Linked DNA regions of Homo sapiens: all the other regions are linked to region 3. A link is a loop called in an ENCODE intact Hi-C map of the cell type or tissue named here. Cell type or tissue: sigmoid colon. All regions are shown on one strand. Links, peaks and the distances in the headings refer to the core of each region. The heading gives the core; the rest is flanking DNA.

Region 1 (8,818 bases), core at 509-5,508, 240 kb before region 3:
CCAAAGAACTCATAATCTAGTAGAGGGTAAAGATGTTCAGTGAGATCATCTCTAATGCACTCTGATGGAGTATGTTCAGGAAGCTAACCAAAAGTCAACTCATCAATTTTGGGGGTTCTGGGATGTCTCCTGGAAAAAAGTGAAACAAAGGATAATGACATTAGGCAGAGAAGGCAGCAGGGGAGTTTTGAGGCATAGAGCACAAAACTAAAGCACTGAAGAAAGACTAAAGAGTTCCATATTTTTGGAATGGAATGTGAAGTATGAAAAGAAGAGTAAATACAGGCGACCCTGGAAAGTAATAAGCAGGTGCCACGTCATGGAAAGTTTAAAAAGCAGAGTGAATACAGGCGACCCTGGAAAGTAATAAGCAGGTGCCACATGATGGAAAGTTTGTGTGTCATGCTAACATACTTGGAGTTTTTATTCCCTTGGTGTTAAGAAGCCATGAAATGCAAGGGAATGAGAATGGTAAGATTTTAGATCTGTATAAATCACTTAGGAGGCTACCAGAGGAGATAGAAAAAGGCGTCAAGGAGAGGGATGTTTTATCTAAGAATGGTTTTTAAAATAAAAGCAGGATATGAGAGCTTAAACAAGGGCAATGATAGCATGATAGACAGAAGGCACATTTGAGAAATATTTAGGGAGTAAGTTTGACAGGAGTTGGTGAGTTCAGTTTTAAATACTTGAATTTGAGGAACCAGTGAAATGCTTAGGTGAAGGTAGTTAGCTATATAAGTCTGAAACGCAGGGGAGAGGTCTGAGATGAAGACATGTATTTTGGGGTGGGTGTTAGTTTTAAACCATAAGGGTGCGTAGAAAAGTGCACCCAAGATAAAACTCCAAGAACAGCCACATTTAGAATGCTTCCCTTAAGAGAATCCATTGAAGGCAGGTGATTGAGAAGATATGGTCAGAGAAGAAAGGAGAGAATTTCAAGGAGAAAGTGGTTCATATCAAATGCAGCAGAAGTATTCAGGATGAAAACTGAAAATATACACTTTAAATTTAGCAATCAGATCATCATTTGTGACATCTGAAAGAGCAATTTCAGTGGAATGATAGAGGGTTAAAGACCATAATGAGATGCAGTGAGGAGGTAAAAAGAGCAAGTGTAGACTACTCTCACAAAAATTCGGATGAGAACAATGGGAGGAACACAGAGCTCTATCCATAGAGGAGCTTGTTTTCCTATTTTTTAAAAGATAAAAGAGTCTTGACAGCACAGAGTGACAGAAAAAGCCTGCAGACAGAGAGGAACTGAAAACACAGGACAAAGAGCAGATATATGAGGGAGCCAGGTCTCATAATACTGTTACCAAGCATCTCTACCTGGATGTCTCATCCCATCTCAAACACCACAAGTCTAACAGTCCACTCTGATCTCCCCCCTGCAATCTGATCTTTTCAACACAGTTTTCTGTTTCAGTAAATGGCATTACCATGTTACCTAGTGCTTGAGTAAGAAGCTTAGCACTCCTCCTTGGACTCATCACTCCACACACACAGTCAATGCCATTTCAATGCTTCTCAAAACTGTCAACTTCTATCTACCACTATCACCTTAGTTCAAGACATTATCATCTCTTACGTATACTATTACAAACAGGTTCTCAACTGGCCTCACTGCATTAGCCTTGCCTTCCTTTGATTCGTCTTCAAAGTGAGAATCAGATTGTCTAAATGTAATCGTGTCATTTACTCCTCTGCTTAAAAATCTTTTAATGGTTTTCTATCATCTATCTTCATATCGTCTATGTCAACTTATACCTGTCCAACTCTCTGGTCACCCTCCTTCTTGGCGCTCTCTCTCTCTCTCTCTTTTTTTTTTTTTTTTTTTAAAGACAGTGTCTCTCTCTGTTGCCCAAGCTGGAGTGCAGTGGTGCGATCTCAGCTCACTGCAACTTCTGCCTCCCGGGTTCAAGCGATTCTCGTGCCTCAGCCTTCCGAGTAGCTGGGACTACAGGCACATGCCACCATGCCAGGATAATTTTTTTGTATTTTTAGTAGAGACAGGGTTTCACCATGTTGGTCAGGCTGGTCTGAACTCCTGACCTCACTCAAGTGATCTACCCGCCTCGGCCTTCCAATGTGCTGGGATTACAAGGGTGAGCCACTGCACCCAGCCCTTCTTGGCTCTCTCTATTCCAGCTGCACTGGCCTTTTCTCCTGGCATACTCTGTTCCCATCTTGGAGCTTAACTTCTCCTCATACTTATAATCTTGCCTTAAGTATCACAGTATCAGAGAGGACTACGTTCCCCTATTGTACCTCTACAGAGTTCCCTGTCTATCTTCTTCAAGGCACATGTCAAAACTTTAACTCATTAATGACTTGTGCAATTATTTAATGCCTGTCTTTCTTACCAGACTGCAAACTTCTGGGGGATGCAGAGATGGTATGTGTCTTGTTTAATGTTATATTCTCCTGTTCCTGGAACACAGTAGACTCTTAACACAATTTCTTGAATGAAAAGAATAAATGAATAAGCAGGGAAAGGGAGATTTCCTCTTGACACTGAACAAAATAAAGCGAGGACTGGGCACAAATGTAGATAAGCTAAAAAAGTAATTATGGTGGCACTGAGATTAAGGAAGAAATGGGTGGTTTAGGTAATTCATGTCTTGTAGCCCCAATTTTCATGCATTGGCAGAGTGCTGAGAGAGGGGGATAGTGTTTGATTAGATTATGGCTAAGGCTTGAAATAACTGCTGAAGGGAGAAGGAAGAGGAGAAAGAAACTTGATTAAGAGTTGGTAAAAGACTGTTTTTCATAGTTGTGAGGGGACAACTCTACACAAAGGCAGAAACTGCAAGACAAAATCCTACTAAATCAAATGATTCAGAGAATGGAGTTCTCTGTGAAAAGTCTAAATAATACCAACTTTATTCTTTCAAGAACATAAGAGTGTCTGGCTTGACTACTAAAACTTTGCTAGAAGTACTTATTTTATTAAGAATGACTTACAAAGAACATATTTGTAACTGATTTGACTCTTTTAAAATACCTGACATTTCCTTTTGTCAAGTTATTGTAAACAGAATTTTAATTACATAATTTGTTGGGAAAGTTTTTGGTTTTTTTTTTTTTTTTTTTTTTTACAGGCAGCATACAGGTAAAGGTAGATAACCTGTTTTTTAGTAAATTACAACAAATTTCTTACTGGTGGGATCCAAATTAATATTCCATTGGCTTCCCTGGCCAATAAGTAAGGTAAGGTATCAATTTCCACAAAAATCTCATCCAGTGTACAATTATTCTCCACATCCATCAGTATATCAGACTAGAAATAGCTTTTGAATTAAACAGTTTTTGCTGCTTAATGGTAGCTAATAGTGGTTTCTCGGAGAAAATAAAATAATTCAATTCCAGACTCACGTTCCCACTCTCCCTCCAGGTGGTGCTATAGCTACAAGCGGAGAAGAGTTAACAGCTTGAGCAAAGACAGTTGGCCTTATTGTTGTTGTTGCTGTTACTATTAAATAAAATAACTTCATCTGCCTTATTTCTTGGTATTCCCTCTTCCATACAGGCTCACATAATTCTTTGCTTTCTGACTGGCTGAGATTCTAGTATTGTGAGGCAAATACGAAGATTCTCAGTAGAATGACCAGGAATAACTTCAGCAAGATTGTGATAGAAGACAAGTTATCTTATACTCTCCTTCAAGGCAGATGTCTGTCTTTTCTTTCAGGATCCCTACCATCTTCTTATCCCTGCCAAATGGTGCCACCACTCCCGCAGATCCCAAATCAGTGCTGCCCTTCTAGGTCTCCATCATCTGTCAATGCATGCCTACAGAGGCATTAGCCAAAGTGTGCTCCCATTGATTCAGGATTAGCTGCATTTTTAAAGGACCATTTTAATACAGAAAAATTCTTCAATGAACTATTAAGGGTATATTGATATTCAGGGGTAGTGGGATCTTTTACTCTGCCACAGAAATAAGTTACAGAAAGGGGTAATAGCTATGCTACAAAAGGAAAGCTGCTATTATCTTAGTTCTTTCCACCAGAGTGTTCCTAAGTACAAATCTGATAATGGGCTTCATTAATCAGTTCACATCAAAAGTCCTTAAAGGATAGCTATCTAACACCTGCCTATAAAAGTTTTGTTTCTAAGTCCCCAGCCCTCACTCCTAAATCCACGCAGCCCCCGGCTCTCACAAATAAAAGAATAAACGAAGAACTTAGTTCACCTCTTTGGAAAGGCCAAACCCTCTGACCTTAACCCTTAAAAACAGAGGTCAGCACAGCCCCATTTGAAGACCTTGAATCTCAAATTCAACGTATCAAAACAAACCATCCAGTAATTCACACGTATGAACCCAGACTTCGCAGAAGCATTAGAAATCAGACGGCATAAACTTCTTGTTACAGATGAGGAAGATGAAACTCAGGAGCAGCGTTACTTGTCCACAGTCATATAATTGATTAATGGCAGAATTATTATTTCTACCACCCCACTGGCTCTCTTCACTTTGTAAATGCAGGGGGTGAGGCCATGATATAATTCTGTACATTTTTCCTGGATAAACCACCAATCTAAAATAACTTTCTTGAAATTTATGCCAAGATGCCCTTCCCATTTCCCAGAATTCCTTAAACATTGATTTTATGAAGTTGTAGAATAATATTCTTCCATGTTTGTGCACTGACTTCACAAAGTTAATTTTAAGATTAGTAAAATATAGATTATAAAATATAGCTCATGACAAAGATATCAGAACTACTCTAAGAACTACACAACAGGCTCCAGTGAATAAACAAATTCTAAAATTTCTTGAGTTGAGAAAATACTACTCTAACCTTTAACAAAATAGCTGAATAAGTGAAATAAGTTTATCATACGTACTTAAAGCTCTAGAATGATCCGGATTCCTTATTCCCTTTGCTCGTAACCTCTGAAGAAGAACTGTTGAGGACAACTGTTTTACAAGATATACTGCCATGGAATAGTTCTGGAAAAAAAAAGAAGTAGAAAACAAACAACATATGTAAGTAAATAGTACATCTATTTTAATCTCACCATGATAGGGAAAGAAAACTAACACTTCTTAAAACACCTACTGTGTGTCAAGCAGTCTTAGGTGTTTTCATGAACAGTAATTCATTTAATCCTGACCAAAAAGCTGCCGAGATGATCATAAACCTGTTTTTATGGATGAGGATACTGAAGTACAGAGAAGTAAAAGAACTTGCCCTAATTTTGCAATTTTCAAGTAACAAACCTAGAATTTAAACCCAGGTCTGTCTTGGATTTAATATTACCTATACTTGAAGCTAATGAATTTAAGGCACTTACATGAAAGAATACTGTTAAGACTAAGTATAAGCCAAAGACAATAAGATGTCAAAGCTATAAACCATATTTAGTAGGTAACAGATATATCTAAAATAGTATCTATTTTTTTTAAATGACAAATGAGATGGGCTTCCTAATTTATACCTTTTAACCTTTCTCTATGCCTTCAAGTAGCTCTTGAAAAGATTATACTTGGGCCATTATCACAACAAGCAGAGGGAATATTAAAGAAGGTTTTCAAACAGAAGCTGCTGGTTTGGCAAATGAACAGATGAATATCCATTACCAGCAGACAGACTACCCAGAGATGACAGAGGTAGAAGGGGACCAAAAAAAAAAAAAAAAAGAAAAGCCAAAACCAAAAAAAAACAGTTAATCAACAAGCTAAGACTAAGTGAAGGGTACATGGTTGGGTAAGAGAAAGAAAAGACGGCTGAGGTTCACGAAGGGTAGGAAGGAGATCTAAATGAGAAGGATCAGTTTCTATTTGGTGCTGGGATCAAGAGGAAGATCAAGAGACTTGAAAAGAAGTAAAAGGAAAAATAATTGCTGCCATCTTGTATTTTATAGCTACACACATTTTTCAAAGCATTCTTAACATACGCTGCCTACTTCATTTAAACTTTGCACAAGGCCTATTAAGACACAGGTAGGATAGGTATTTTTCTAAGTGAAGGGCTGATGAAACTGAGGCACAAAAAGATTATGCAATCTGCTCATGATTAGGCAACTGCTTGATGACAGAGCAGACACTAGAAACCAAAGGGAAAGGGTGGGAATATTAAGACATGGAACTTAATGCACTCCCCTCTTTTGACAGAAAATATACTACAATACTCTCTGGAAGGTCATATTTTTATTTAAAGTTCGGAAAGCTATCTGTGTTTACATGCTACACATTTTCTGAGAGGGAGGAAAAAGAAGTGTCAAAAAAGCGAATTTACCTTCATTAATAAATTTCACATTAATGAGGAACAAGTAACATTAAAACTTTCCCAGCCGGGAGCAGGGGCTCATGACTGTAATCCCAGCACTTTGGGAGGCTGAGGTGGGTAGGTCACGAGGTCAGGAGATCGGGACCATCCTGGCTAACGTGGTAAAACCCCGTCTCTACTAAAAATACAAAAAACTAGCCGGGTGTGGTAGCACGTGCCTGTAGTCCCAGCTACTTGGGAGCCTGGGGCAGGAGAATGGCGTGAGCCTGGGAGGCAGAGCTTGCAGTGAGCCAAGATGGCGCCACTGCACTCCAGCCTGGGTGACAGAGCAAGACTCTGTCTCCCCCCCCAAAAAAAAAAAAAAAAAAAAATTCCTAAATTTTAGAGCATACAACATACTAATCTGATATAGCATTGACAAGCTTTATTTGTTTATTTATTTATTTAATTTGAGACAGAGTCTCGCTCTGTCACCCAGGCCGGAGTGCAGTGGCGCAATCTCGGCTCCCTGCAACCTCCACCTCCCGGGTTCAAGTGATTCTCCTGCCTCAGCATCCCAAGTAACTGGGACTACAAGTGTGCACCACCATATCTAGCTAATTTGTGTGTGTGTGTGTGTGTGTGTGTTTTGTTTTTTTGTTTTTTTTGTTTTTAGTAGAGATGGGGTTTCACCATGTTGGCTAGGCTGGTCTTGAACTCCTGACCTCAAGTGATCCGCCTGCCTCAGCCTCCCAAAGTGCTTGGATTACAGGCATGAGTCACCAGGCCCAACTGGAAAGCTTCTTTTAGAAAAAAATCTTATTCACCATTATTATTTACTTGCTTAATGCTTCAAGTATGACAGAAACTGGAGAAATGCTAATTAACAATGTGAAACTATGTATTGACAACTTGAATCTTCAGAACTTGGAATTACCCTAAGGCTTTATATAAATATTTAAGAAGAGATCAAGCAGAAACTGCAACAAGTTCAGTGAAAAGGTATGCTCACTCTAGTTGAAACATGTAAGCAAATAGAAAAATAAAATAAAAGCAGCAAAAAGAATGTGGTACTAACAAATGCCACTTGTACTGGTAATATAAAATGAAATTTTTACATCATATGAAAGAGGTTCAGCAGCAAAAAAAACCCCACCAAAGCTTAATAGTGACAGAGATTCTTTTCTAGGTAGACAGTATTTTATTGTTCCTGCTAATCCTTCAAATACTAATTCCAACTACTGATATATATTATACTATATTATATTATATTATACTGATAGTTTTGTTTATTGCTTTTTCAAAAGTCTTAAAAATTATTTGTCAAGTTCATGAGATAATTTCTCTGTAATTGAAATATACTCTATTCATTATGTGCCCCTTACACTAGTACAAGTTGAGTATCCCTGATCCGAAATGCTTGGGACTATAAGTATTTTGGACTCTGAATTTTTTTTTTCTTCCAGATTTTGGAATATCTGCATTATACTTACCAGTTCAGCATCCCTAATCTGAAAATCTGAAGTCTGAAATGCTCAAACAAGTATCTCCTTTGAGCATCCTGTTTTGAATTTTAGAGCATCTTGTGTTTCAGATTTTCAGATTAGGAATACTCAACCTACATCTAAATAATTTCTCTACAAATAATGAGAGTTTAATAAATGCTAAAAGGAGTGCTTACCCTGAGGTAGAGCAAGAAGTTACAATATAACTCACTTACTTCTTTCAGGCGCTATACTAGCTCTCCTATTTACTTCATTTGAAAAGACACAGTTGCAACATTTCTCACTGGCAACTATTTATACAAAAGTATCTGCAAAATAGTAAGATATTCTACATGAACTATTCAGAATATCTTCACAAGCTGAATTAAAACAGTAATTTAAAAACAATCTATTAAGTTATTTTCTGGGCTTTGGAAAATAATGCTGATTTAGTGTTTTACTTCCCCAGAAAAATGTCTTCAAATCTTTGTAGCTGGAAGCCTTCCTATGGAAGAGTATTTCCCCCCTCCTCTAGTGCTTTTTATCAGCGGCCATATTCCCCTCCTCTCCTACAGTTTCAGACTTCTTTCCTATTTCACCAAAAACACTCCCCTTCTTCCTTGGTGAGCTATTCTTTTCATACACAAAAACAAAACATTTTCAAAACTTTCCCCAAAAAGGAGGAAAAAGGGAACTCCAAGGTACACTAGAAATAAAATATTTAAAAGGATTTTAAAAACCTAATGGTGACATATGAGTTAAAGGAAAAAAATATAACCCTGAGAGATGTCAAAAAGAATTTTGATATAATTCAAAATCCATTTCTAAAAAAAAATCCAGTAAGAGAAATATAGAAATACATCATTGATATAATATTCTATCAAAATTAATAGCAACATTATAATAATGTTATAACAGTAGCAGTATTCTCATTAACATAAGGAGCAAGTCAAATATGTCCACTAGTGCCTGCATTGTTTAACGCTGTTTACAAAGTTCTAGGTAGTAGAACAAGAAATAAATGACAAAAGTATTAGGGTAATATAATTTATATGACATACCTAAAACTCAAAACTGTCAACATAGAAATACCAATAAATCATCTAAAAAGCT
Region 2 (8,074 bases), core at 1-5,000, 53 kb before region 3:
TTTAGGAAAAATTTTAGTAAAAGATCTTTATGAAGGTGATTTTAAACTTGACTAAAACACATTTTAAAAGACCCAATAAATCAACATGTCAGATTCTTGGATAGAAAGACGCTATATTCGAGATACATTTCTCAAAATCTAGGTATGAATTTGATGCAATAACAATCAAATTACTCAAAAGACTTTTCACAGACCTTCATAAATGAATTCGTATGGAAGAATACATGTACAGGAAGAACCAAGGCAATGAAACAGAAAAAGTGGGTAAATTGCCCATCAGCTGTTAAGATACATTATAAATCAATAGTCAAAACAGTGTAGTATTTGCATAAAAATAGAAAAGGAGATAAATGGATAAATGGAAAAGAGTAAAGGGTCAGGAAATAGATCTGCGTTTATATGGGGATTTGGTATATGATAGAGGTGGTATTCAAAATCAGTGGAAAAAAGACTATTCAATAATTGGTATTAAAGCAATTAACGACCCATATGCAAAGCAACAAAATTAGATTCCTATCACATACATACACCAAAATAAATCCAGATGGAGTCAATGTTTTAATGTTTAAAAAAAAGATAAGTAAATAGATACTTAAAATTATTAGTGAAAAACGTAGATCAAATCTTTTTGAACAAAAAACAAAAATCTATAAAGGAAAATACATAAATTTTGCCATATTAAGTATTTAAAATTCTGCATGTCAAAAGACATTGCAAACAAGATTAAAAAATAATCAGCAGACTGAGGAAAATGCTTGTGATAGATACAGAAAAAAAGATAGTGGCCTAAATATATAAAGCAACTCTATAAACTAATTTTTTAAATAGCCAGTAAACAATATGCTTAATCATACTAATAATCAGGAAAATCATACAAAAATAAATTATTTTCACTCAGTAGATTCTAAAAAATTTAAGTTTTTTTAAAAAAGTGAAGTCTTATAATCAAGCAAAGCAGTGTTATAAGCTAACAAGGATGCTCATTATACGCAGTAGCTTTAGAGGGCAATTTGGCAGTGTGGATTAAAAGTAAATAAATGCATATTCAGCAATTCTACTTCCGTGCATCTACCACCAGAGAAACACTAGCCCCTGTGCAGAAGAACATGCAAAGGTTATTCATTGTAGAATTTATCACAGTAGCAAAAAATTGGAACCAATGTATATGCTCATCAAGAACAAAATGGGTAGATACAAAGTGGCTTATACATAAGATCGAATAATATAGGTGTCAAATGAGCAAAAAAGAAAAAAGCAAATTGCAGAGAAAACATTATACCATTGTGTAAAACACATATACAATATAATATATATATATACATTTATTATTACACTGTACATTTCCTGTGGGTCTACATAAATGAAATAGGTATAAATAAATGAAAAATGAGTGTAAATAAGTGGGAAAAAAATTAAATGGTCTGCAAAATTAATACATCAAAGAACCCAGGGCTGTGGGTGGTGATCAGACAGATCTTTAGCTTTAATATTCTAAGTTTAATATTAATTATTAAACAATTAAATGAAATTATTAAAAATTACAACATAATTAAAAATACAATTTACGCTGCACAAGAAAAAAATTAGAGAAAAAAGACTGAAAGGAAATGTACAACAATGTATAACAATGGTTGCCTCTGGGTGATGTGTTTATGGGTGATTTTCCTTTCTGCTTTTTTTTCCTTTCATTTTCTGTACTTTACACATTTTCTGAAATGGCCATGTGTTACTTTATAATTAGCCATGAAAAATGAAAAAGAAAAATAAAGAGCGTTTAAAAAACCCACTGTCAAATTCAGTCTTTAAAGAGCAGTGTGCTTACTTCCCTTCCCCCAAAGAGGCCCTGACATTTAGAAACAATATAAAACACTCTGAAGCACCATTTAATCCTATTACTCTTCTGGACCTCTTACAAACCTGGGGATGATCCCTTTGACTCTTTAAAATAAATCTCCCAAGGTCATGGGGTTCGTCAGTAACAGAGGGGGATGAAACTCCCAGGCCAGTGCTCCTCCCCTGCGCCATCTGGCACCTCAGAATTTCAGCAAAGATTTATTGCTTGAGCTAGCCAAAAAGCCAAATGCTCAAATGCATCTTCTTTCTAAGGGAATATTACTCCACTTAGGACCACTCTACTAACTTGCCACTGCCTCCTTTCTGGGCCTCAGTTTCCTCGTCTGTAAAATAAGGGGATTGTGTTGTCTCAGCAGGTCTGGAAATTCCAGGTTCCTAAAACATCCTGTGTGCCTTTTCTCTTCCCAGCTACTTCAAAGGATCCGCTTCTTCATGCTTGCTCTATGGTGATCACTGGGAGATCGTTTCCAATCCTGGTTCTGCAGCGAATTTATGTCCTGGGTGTCCCTGGGCAATGCAGTGCCTGTCTGGGGACCTCAGTTTTCCCATCTCTACAAGGAGGGTTTGGGCCCAGACCAGAGTTTTTCCACAATCTGGGAAGGTGAAGTGGGGTGACTTAGCTCCCTATAGGTCTGTTTCGCAAACTGAGGTTCTTGGTAAGGTTTTCTTTGAAACGAGAATCTTTAGCTACAAACCTGCTTGAAAACCACTGGGCAAGGAGACTTCGCAAGCTCTTTTCCAGGACTGACATTCTGTTTCTCCATGAGCAGCAGAACACTAGGTACCAGGGTAAAATAATGAAGATGACTCCCTTGGCTTGGGGCTTCCATCCTACTCCCTCTTGGGGGCTGAGCTGTTCAGTATTAAGATCTGAAATGCTCGGATCAGCTCAGCCCCCACTTCTTCCTCTCGCTCCCCGTCACCTAGGCAACCGGGCGGGGCCTGGGCGCGCGGTTCCTCCCTCCCCTTTCTCCCCACTCCAACGCCAGGCTGCATTCCCACCCTCTGCCTCCGCCTCTGCCCACAGCTTCTCTGCGTCTGGAGTCGCGAGTTCCACCAGTCGGGCTGCGTTTTGTGAACATGGAAACCAGATTTCAAGCGGGGGGGCCCCAACGCCCGAAAATGATCCTAGTTTGCATGCTAGATTTGCCTGGCTTCTTGACGGACGTGTTGCAGCCAAAGGGTCTGACCTTGCCAGGGCAACGTATGCAGAGCTTTGGAGGCCTGAGACGGGCTTGTTGGTGCTCAGGGGGCCAGGAACAGGCAGGGTGCTCTAATACCAGAGCATCCTAGAACGCCCGGGCAAACAGCCGTGAGAGGGGGACAGCGGGTCGTCCGAGGTGGGGGCTGGAAGCACGCATCTGAGTGGTTCTCTGCTCCACGTGGGGAGTCAGGAGCAAAGGGCCCTGGGGTATAATTTCCCACGGAGTTATCTCTGTGACCCTGTGGCCAGGGCTGGGGGCCTGGGTCCGCGTGGGAGTCCACGCTGGGCTCATGATAATGGGCATATGGGGGCAAATGAATAGGAAGAGATCAGGGATTTGGAAGGAATGGACAGGGGCTTTGTAGAGGCAACTGGCTGAAATTTGTACCTGCAAATTACACTGAAAAATTGGGGTTCAATTTAAGGAGTGAGTTGGAGCTCTGAAGGGAAAAAGTGCTAAGCCTGTCCCAAGCTCAGCCATAAAAGGCAGCAGGACCCTGGGCAAGTCCTAGCCACTTAGTTTCTTCAACAATTAAATGGCAGGGAGATGGTATATGGACTAGGGCAAGCGTCAAATATTAACAGCAATTAGAACTAATAGAAGGATTCAGCAAAGTTGCAGAGTACAAGATCAACACACAAAAATCAGCTGTATTTCTGTACATGTAAGGCAATGAACAATCCAAAAAAGAAAATTAAGAAAACAATTTCGTTGTATAATATCACCAAAAAAAAAATTTTTTTAAAAGATGTATACTGGAACTTTCTGCTTAATTTTTCTGTAAACCTAAAACTGCCCTCCCAAAATAAGGTCTATTACTTTGTAGGGGGGTGGAAAATAGAATATGCCAGGCACCTTGGCACATGCTTGTAATCCCAGCACTTTGGGACGCTGAGGCAGGCGGATGGCTTGAACCCAGGAATTTGAGACCAACCTGGCCAACATGGTGAAACTCTGTCTCTATAAAAAAATACAAAAATTAGCCAGGCGTGCTGGGGCATGCCAGTGGTCCCAGCTACTCGGGAGGCTGAGGTGGGAGGGTCACCTGAACCTGGGAGGTGGAGGTTGCAGTGATCCCAGATGGTGCCATTGCACTCTAGCCTGGGTGACAGAATGAGACCCTGTCTCAAGCAAATGAGACCCTGTCTCAAAAAAAACTTTAAACAATTTTAAAAAATAGAATACTTAACAATATATTTAATCAAGAAGATGTGAGACTAATACAATGAAAACATTGTTAAAATAAAGAAGATCTAAATAAATGGAAAAACATCCTGAGTTTGTGGATTTGAAGACTTAATATTAAAATGGCAATACTACACAAAGCAATCTACAGATTCAATGCAATCTCTATCAAAATCCCAAAGGCCTTTTTGCAGAAATAGACAACATGATCCTAAAATTCATACGGAATTGTAAGGGACCATGAATAGCCAAAACAATCATGAAAAAGAACTAAGTTGGAGGACTTAGTCTTCCTGATTTCAAAACTTCGTACAAAGCTACAGTAATCATCAGGTACATGTACTGGCATAAGGACAGACATACAGATAAATGAAATAGAATTAAGAGTCTAGAAATAAATTCATACATCCATGGTCAACTGATTTTCAAAGACTACTATGACCATTCAAAGGGAAAGAAGAGCCTCTTCAACAAATTATGATGGGAAAACTGGGTATCTACACGCAAAAGAATGAAGTTGGAACCCTACATTGCACCATATACAAAAACTAATGCAAAATGGACAAAAGACCTAAATGTAAGAGCTAAAACCATAAAACTCTTACATGAACATATAAAGGTAAATGTCCATGACCTCAGAGTTGGCATTGGCTTAAGAAATGACACAAAAAACACAAGCAACAAAAGAAAAAATTAGAGGCTGGGCATGGTGGCTCAGATCTGTAATCCCAGCACTTTGGGAGGCTGAGGTGGGCAGATCACTTGAGGTCAGCAGTTCAAGACCAGCCTGGCCAACATGGTGAAACCTTGTCTCTACTAACAATACAAAAATTAGCTGGGGGTGGTGGCGCGTGCCTGTAGACCCAGCTACTCAGGAGACTGAGGTGGGAAAATCACTTGAACCCAGAAGGCAGAGGTTGCAGTGAGCGAGAGTTGCACCATTGCACTCCAGCCTGGGCAACAGAGCAAGACTCTGCCTCAAAAAATAAATAAATAAATAAATAAATAAAAGGAAAAAAAAAGAAAAAATTAGATAAATTGGATTTCATCAAAATCAAAAACATCAAAAGATGCTTTTAAGAGAGTGAAATGACAATGTACAGAATGGAAGATAATATTTGCAAATCATATATCTGATAAGGACTTGTAGTATCCAGAATATATGAAAATCTCCTACAACTCAACAACAAAAAGACAACCAATTTTTAAATGGGCAATGGACTTGAATAGACGTTTCTGTAAAGAAGTTATACAATGGCCAAGAAGCACATAAAAGATGCTTAGTATCATTGTCATTAGGGAAATTCAAATAAACAAACACAATAAGACACTATTTTTGCACCCACTAGAATGGTTATAATTTTTTTTATAAAGGAAAATAACAAGTGTTGTTGAGGATGTGGAGCAGTTAGAACCCTCATATGTTGCTGGTGGAAATGTAAAATGGTGCATCCACTGTAGAAAGCAATTTGGCACTTCTTCAATAACTTAAACAAGAATTGCCCTGTGATCCAGCCATTCCTCTCCTGGGTATGTAACTGAAAGAATTAGCCACACCCGGTGGCTCACACCTTTAATCCCAGCACTTTGGGAAGCTGAGGAGGGCAGATCACTTGAGCCCAGGAGTACAAGACCAGCCTGGGCAACATGGTGAAACCCCTTTCTGCAAAAAATACAAAAATAAGCCAGGCATAGTGGTTTATGCCTGTAGTCCCAGCTACTCAGGAGGCTGAGGCAGGAGGATTACTTGAGCCCAGGAGGCTGAGGTTGCAGTGAGCCAAGATCATGCCATTGCACTCCAGCCTGGGTGACGGATTGAGACCCTGTCTCAATAAGAAATAAATAAATAAAAATAATATAACTGAAAGAATTGAAACAGGTGCTCGAGCAAAAATGCATCCACAAATGCTCATAGCAAGCAGCATTATTCACAACAGCCAAAAGGTGGAAACAATTCAGTCGTCCATCAACTGATAAACAGATAAACAAATATGTACTCAAACAATGGAATATTATTCAGCCATAACAAAGAATGAAGTACAGATACATGCTACAACATTGAAAACATTATTCTAAGTGAGGCTGGGTGTGGTGGCATGCACCTGTAATCCCAGCTACTAGGGAAGCTGAGGCATGAGCATTGCTTGAACTGGGGAGGTGGAGGTTGTGGTGAGCCAAGATCATGCCACTATACTGCAGCCTCCTGGGTAACAGAGTGAGACTCTGTCTCGAAAATAAAAAACATTATACTAAGTAAAAGAACAAGTCATAAAAGGCCACATTTTATATGATTCTGTTTATGTGAAATGTCCAGAAGAGGCAATTTTACAGACACAGAAAGTAAATTAGTGGTTTCCAGGAACTGAGGAGAAAAGGTAATGGGGAATCACTGCCTAGCGGGTATGGGATTTTCCGTAGGGGAGATGAAAATGTGGTGAATATTGTACAATACTGTGACTGCACTGTCATTCATGGTAAATTTTACATTATATGTATTTTACCACTCTAAAAAACGTGTCATCAATTATTTCCCAAAAGACTGCTAATTCCTTAAAATTTTCTCTCACCTCCCCCAAAATAAACTTGTTTTAACAGCAAGACTATTTTTTTTCAAGTATAAGCTTATGCAGAAACTCTATCTCTGAAACAGATAAAAGTGGAAGTCTTGGAGTAGAGAGATCCCTGTGTCCCTTTTACCCTGTATGAAAGTCCCTAAGTAGTTGGAAATTTCTGGAGTGTCTTCCAGCCCTGAACTTCTGGGTTTGAAGGCTTAGTAAGTGGGTGTTGAACGAATGCTCTGCTGGACTGATCTAATGAAATGATCACCTGGATTGGTGACCACACTGGAGCTCCAGCTCTAGTCCAAGTCCTCTGTGGAATTCTGGCCACAGCTTGCTGAGCTCAGCACTGGACACTATCCTTGGAAAAGATGGCAAAGTGAGCCAGTCGTGGAAGGTCCGAGAAGGCCTGCTGTAGTGGGGAGGTACATGTGATGCAGAAGAGCTGGGGGCTCTGGAGCCAGTCTGCCTGGCTTTGATACCTGGATCCATATTTAGTAACTATTTTCTGGATGTTAAATTCCCGAACTGTCCATACATCAGGGATTAATAATACTACATATGGCATGGTGGTATTGTGAGGATTAAATACGTTAATTCGTGTAAAGTGCTTAGAACAATGCTTGGCACATAGAAAGCTCTCAGTAGCTAATCTTGGCTGGGCAGGGTGGCTCAAGCCTGTAATCCCAGAACTTTGGGAGGCTGAGGTGGGTGGATCGCTTGAGCCTTAGAGTTCCAGACCAGCCTGGGCAAATGATGAGACCCCCGTCTCTACAAAAATTACAAAAATTATTCAGGTGTGTTGGTGCATGTCTGCAGTCCTACCTATTCGGGAAGCTGAAATGGGAGGATCGCTTCAGTCCAGGGGTTGAGGCTGCAGTTAAGCTGTGATTGTGCCACTGTACTCCAGCCTAGGTGACAGAACCAGACTTTGTCTCAAAAAAAATAAAAAGAAAAAAAAGAAAGAGAGAGAAAGAAGAAAGAAAGAAAGAAAGAAAGAAAAGGAAGAAAGAAAGAAAAGGAAGAAAGAAAGAAAGAAGAAAGAAAGAGAAAGAAAGAAAGAAAAGAAAGAAAGAAAGAAAGAAGAAAGAAAGAAAAAGAAAGAAAGAAAGAAAGAAAGAAAGAAAGAAAGAAAGAAAGAAAAGAAAGAAAGAAAGAAAATAAATCATATTTTTATTCTAAAACTACAGTGGCCCCATTCATCATATGACTCAATACACTCAACTCTCTGGTGAGGGAGTATCTCTCACCAATGAGGGTCCATGGATGACC
Region 3 (5,000 bases), core at 1-5,000:
CCTGTGGTGAACCCAGGCCCGAGCAAGGCCTGGGCCAGGGGTATTGCTGGCTGGAGGTCTCTGGCTGGCAAAGTGACCGAGAAAAATCCCGCATCAACAGGTCAAATCTGTTTTTGCTTTAAAAATCTGTTTTTGTAAATAAGGTTGTATTGGAAGATGGCCATGTCCATTTATGTATATATTGCCTGACTGCTTTCTAGATATAAGGCAGTTGAGAAATTGCAACAAAGATTGTATGGCTCACAAAGCTGAAAATATTTACTATCTAGGTTTAGAATGAAAAAAGAAAAATAGCTCAGACTGCTGTAAGCTATGAGAGGTATGCAAAATTTACTTGGCTCAGAGAGACCTGGGACTTCAGTCAGGCCCCTACTCTCATCCCTCACCCCCACCTCTGCATCCCGCCCATGCCCTGGGGGCAATTGTTTAAAGGCATTTTGTTCCTGACTAGCTGGCCTCACCCATTATCTTCATGTTCCTAGAATTTGTGATACAAAGAACAATGTATAACCAATTAATAGCTTATGTTACTTTAATGTAAATTCTTGTTAAACAACTTAGGAACTGCCTCTTCTTTTTTTCCCTTTAAAAACCCATTTGTAGGTGCTGCTAATTAGAATGTATATTCAGGGCAACTTGAATCCATGTTCCTGGGTGGCCATCCTCAAGCTTTGGGCTCAAATGAACTCTATATTTAATCATACTTTCTGAATATTATTTAAGGTTGACAAGAATAAGGGAGATAAATATATACAGAACTAACCAAAGGAGTTAAAAGTGTTTGTTCTGGGCTGCTGTCTTTTGTCTCTGAATATGAGTTGGCTTTTTAAATTACGTGCGTTACTACCTCTGATAAAAAATAAGAAATTCTTATTAAGGAGTTGTCCTGATTCCCCTGGAGGGACACAGGGGGAAGCACTGGTCTGACATCAGGGTTCATGCCTGAGCCTTGCCCTGCTGTCTGCTGCTCTTTGCCAGCTGTCACCATCCCATCTGAATGGGGCTGAGTGACTCAGAGCTGCCTGGCCAGGGTTTTATGGGAACTGGACATAGGATTTTAGATACCTAAATTGGGAGGAACCACTCTGGGGCAGCCTCCTGTTTCAAGCCATCATTTGGTAGTGCCAGTATCATAAATGAGTGGCCGTATATAGCGCAGGGGTTTAAGTGGTGAATGAGCTCTACTGTTAGACTACCTAGCTTCATAAAACCCAGGCTCTCCCTCTAATTAACTAGGACCTGGGCAAGATATTTAATTTCTCTGTGCCTCAGTTTGTCATGGATAAATGGGACTTACAGTGCCTCCTTATAGGACTGTAGCGAGCTTAATTCAACTAACACATATAAAAACACTTATCACAGTGGCAGGCACATATAAGCCTAATGAATGTTAGCTTTTATTCTCATTTTCACAGATGACGTAAGTGAGGTAAGTGAGGTTCAGAGAGGGAAAGTAGCATGCACAATGTCAAACAGCCAACTGGAGACAGAGCTAGGCCTAGTGCCTGGGACTTTTCTGTCTCTCTGCAATACTCTTTCTCCTTGTACCACCCCAAGTTGCTTAGATATACATAAAGCATCTCTGGAGAGATACACAGAAAAATGAACAGTAGTGGTTACCTGTGGGCAGATAGAGACCAGAAGAATTGTGGAAGAGTAGAAGAGAAGACATCTTTTCACTGGAATTTAAAATTTTCAAGCCACATGACTGTATTATTAACACCAAATAAGGAGACAAATAGATGGATTAATTAAATAAATGGGATTGACTGGGTACAGTGGTCCACACCTGTAATCCTAGCACTTTGAGAGGCCAAGACAGGAGGATCACTTGAGCTTAGGAGCTCAAGACCAGCCTGAGAAACATAGTGAGATCTCATCTTTTTTTTTTTTTTTTTTTTTTTTCAAAAAAGGTAAATAAATGGGACTAATAATGCCTTTCTCATGGTGGAGAACAAATGAGATAACAGAAGTGAAAAGACTTCTACACTAAGTGACAACCAGATGTGAAGGGTTATGACTAGTAATTATGGTGCTTTTTAGTAAAAGCAAACTTTGCTCTGGGTTTATGGAACAAACTGTAAGAAAGGACATAAATTTCAGGCTGTTCATTAGCCAAGTTCTCCTCTTTGAGATGAAGTAGGTTTCCTTGGCCACAGGTGAAGCCATCTTGTACTGCAATGGAAATTTCCATCTTGGCATCCACAAATGAGAGCTTCCCTTCCCCCACACATACTGGCTCTCCTGAGCCCAACACATTGCATCCAGGCCGTCAGTTGGAGAACTCTTCTGGAAAACATGATTAAGGCTGCACAAACTGGGGGGTTTATTGGGTATGACAGTGAGGGCCACGGTTTGTTTTTCAAGGGAGGGAGCTAAGTCCCAGAAATAGCTGAGCTCGAGATGGCAGGCGGCTGGCAAAGGCAGGAGGCTCCAGGGCAACGCTCCCAGGCCATGTTGACTTAGGACCGGCTGCCTGAGCATTGTAAACAATTGCAGAAATGATTTCCTACCCTGGCAGAAGTCTTGTTTGGACAAGGGATCCCCCCTCCTTCTTTAAAAGGCAGTTTTATCATTTGTTTGCAAAAATGTTCAATCCCCTCTTTCTTTTCTTGTTCCCTCTGTGGCTCTGGTCTCCCCCAGAGCCAGATGAAAAATCTTTGTGTTTCTTTAATGTTAACCAAACCCCCACTCCTTTTTTAAACTGTTCCAGGTCTGCTGGACAAATACTTCCCAGCAACAGGACTAACAAGCGTCTGTTAAGGATTTTGTTAGGCTGTAGTCTTTAGCTGAAGTGACTTAATTTTTTTTTTCTCCTTGCTTATTACATTTTTAACTCCTAACACAATAAAATCTGCACACACAAGGATTGGGAGAGCCATAAAAATGAAACTCATAATGTCTTGGCCTGAACTAGCGAATGCTCCATCTAGACACTGATGTAACAGATTTGGTCTCACCCATCCTCCCAAGATGTCAGACTAGGAAATAAAACTAGTTGTAAGGGAGTAAGCTTAAAACAGAATTGTGAGCTCTGTCAGGCTGCTGGCTGGGGTGGGGCTTCTGAGAGGCTGGGGGATGGGCTGCACATTCTGAAAAGCAGCCAGAACACTGAGCAGCTCAGAAAGAAGGAATACTCTGTTCTTGACCACCCAGGGACAAGGGCAGCCAGGGGCCAGATGCGGAGCGTGATATGCTAACCTACATAGCCCACATGTCACCTCACTCCAAAAGGGAGGAGGAGGAAAAGAATAAGGAGGGATAAGAGTGGAAGATGGAAAAAGGAAAAGAAAGAGAGGGAGAGGAGATAGGAAGGAAGGGGTGCTTGGAGAGCAGAGGCGGCAGAGGCTGTATCAGTCATAGTCCCAGCTGGAAACAAGCCACTCACAAGCTTGGTAATGGAAGAGAGTTTAGTAAAGGGATTATTGACGAGGTATAGGCAAGAGTTAAGGGAAACCAAGAGGATGGTGCTACAATCCCATAGCCTGCAGCCACAGGGGAGGAGCTGTTACCACTGAGACCTGAAGGTCTTCCTCTAAAGACATTACGTAAGACATAGCTTCTCATCATTATTTCACCAGGAAATATATCACTCTACTTGAGGACATGTTAGAGACAGATGATGAATCCAAATTTAGAACTGACATAGGAGAAAACTGAGGTATAAACAGGCTGGTGGTAAGCATTAAATGTGTTTGAACATGAAAGCCTATATAACCGTAATGATCACATTTACTGGAAAATAATATAATCGTTATAGTTATTGTGGGAAAAAAAACACTCTACAAAATGTTTCTTTGTTAATCATTGCTGTTGTTGATAATAGAACATATGGGGGAAATTCCTAAAACTATAATTAAAGAAGGAATGGAAGGAAAAGGAGATTGGTGTTTGCTTGTTTGTTTTTATGGTAGCAAAATATATATAACATCAGATTTACTCTTTTTTGGAGATAGGGTCTTGCTCTGTCACCTAGACTGGAATGCAGTGATGCAATCACGGCTCACTGCAGCCTCAACCTCTCAGACTTGAGCAATCCTCCCACCTCAGCCTCCCAAGTAGCTGGGACTACAGATGTTCACCACTATGCCCAGCTAATTTTTAAATTTTTTGTAGAGATTGGGTCTTTCTATGTTGCTCAGGCTGGTCTCAAACTCCTAGATTCAAGCAATCCTCCTACTATGGCCTCCCAAAGTGCTGGGGTTACAGGTGTGAGCCAACATGCCTGGCCAAATTGACCAGTTCTGTGGTGTTAAGTACATTCACACTGCTGCACAATGATCACCACCATTTATCTCCAGAACTTTTATCTTCCCAAACTGAAACTCTATACCCACTAAACACTAACTCCCCATTCTCTTTCCTTAACCCCTGGCAACAACCATTCTACTTTTTGTCTCTATGATTTTTGACTATTCTAGATATCTCAAATAAGGGGAATCATACAGTGTGTGTGTGTGTGTGTATGTGTGTGTGTGTGTGTGTGTGTGTCTTATTTCACTTAGCATAACGTCCTCAAGGTTCATTCATGTTGTAGCATTTATGGGAATTTCCTCCTCTTTTAAGGCTGAGTATTTCATTTCATATATATATATATATATATATATATATATATATATATATACACACACACACACACACACACACAGCATTTGTTAATCCACTCATCTGTTAATGGGCACTTGGGTTGCTTCCATCTTTCGACTGTTGTAAATAATGCTGCTATGAACATGGGTGTGCAAATACATAAGTCCCTGCTTTCACTTCTTTTGAGTAGAATTGCTGAATCATATGATAATTCTATGTTTAATCTCCTTTTTAAAATTTTAGTTATTTATTTAGAGATGGGGTCTCACTCTGTCACCCAGGTGTAATGCCCTGGCTACGATCACACCTCCCTGCAGCCTTGAACTCCTGAGCTCAAGTGATCCTCTCACCACAGCCTCCCGAGTAGCTAGGACTACGGGCGTGCACTGTTGTGCCTGGTCTATGTTTAATTT

Evidence for each region. A loop is a pair of places that touch in the nucleus more often than their neighbours do. Peaks named below come from ENCODE experiments on the same cell type or tissue, not always from the same donor. Only the 100,000 strongest peaks of a DNase experiment are listed, where the experiment ranks them.
Region 1: it touches region 3 in a loop (2.4-fold over the local background); 8 of 110 quality-filtered maps call a loop at or near these places.
Region 2: a loop joins it to region 3, with 2.0 times the contacts of the local background. A loop is called at or near these places in 9 of 110 quality-filtered maps.

The regions. Positions count from the first base shown.
Region 1 is chr15:68,149,735-68,158,552 of GRCh38, reverse strand. It overlaps PIAS1 (protein inhibitor of activated STAT 1), which reads right to left. Exons shown (of 14, transcript NM_016166.3): 7 at 4,858-4,963. Among named protein-coding and RNA genes, the nearest start is that of CALML4, 51 kb to the left of the region's middle. In sigmoid colon, for the core only: a CTCF peak has its summit at 3,384 (motif pointing right); no DNase peak of the experiment used is centred there.
Region 2 is chr15:67,963,063-67,971,136 of GRCh38, reverse strand. No RefSeq gene overlaps it. Among named protein-coding and RNA genes, the nearest start is that of PIAS1, 87 kb to the left of the region's middle. RefSeq lists enhancers at 1,728-2,644, 7,991-8,074. In sigmoid colon, for the core only: no CTCF peak of the experiment used is centred there; a DNase peak (open chromatin) is centred at 2,826; H3K4me3 peaks cover 1,046 bases.
Region 3 is chr15:67,913,226-67,918,225 of GRCh38, reverse strand. No RefSeq gene overlaps it. Among named protein-coding and RNA genes, the nearest start is that of RNU6-1, 76 kb to the right of the region's middle. In sigmoid colon, for the core only: no CTCF peak of the experiment used is centred there; DNase peaks (open chromatin) are centred at 1,006, 2,405, 3,085 and 3,460; H3K4me3 peaks cover 676 bases; H3K27ac peaks cover 2,536 bases.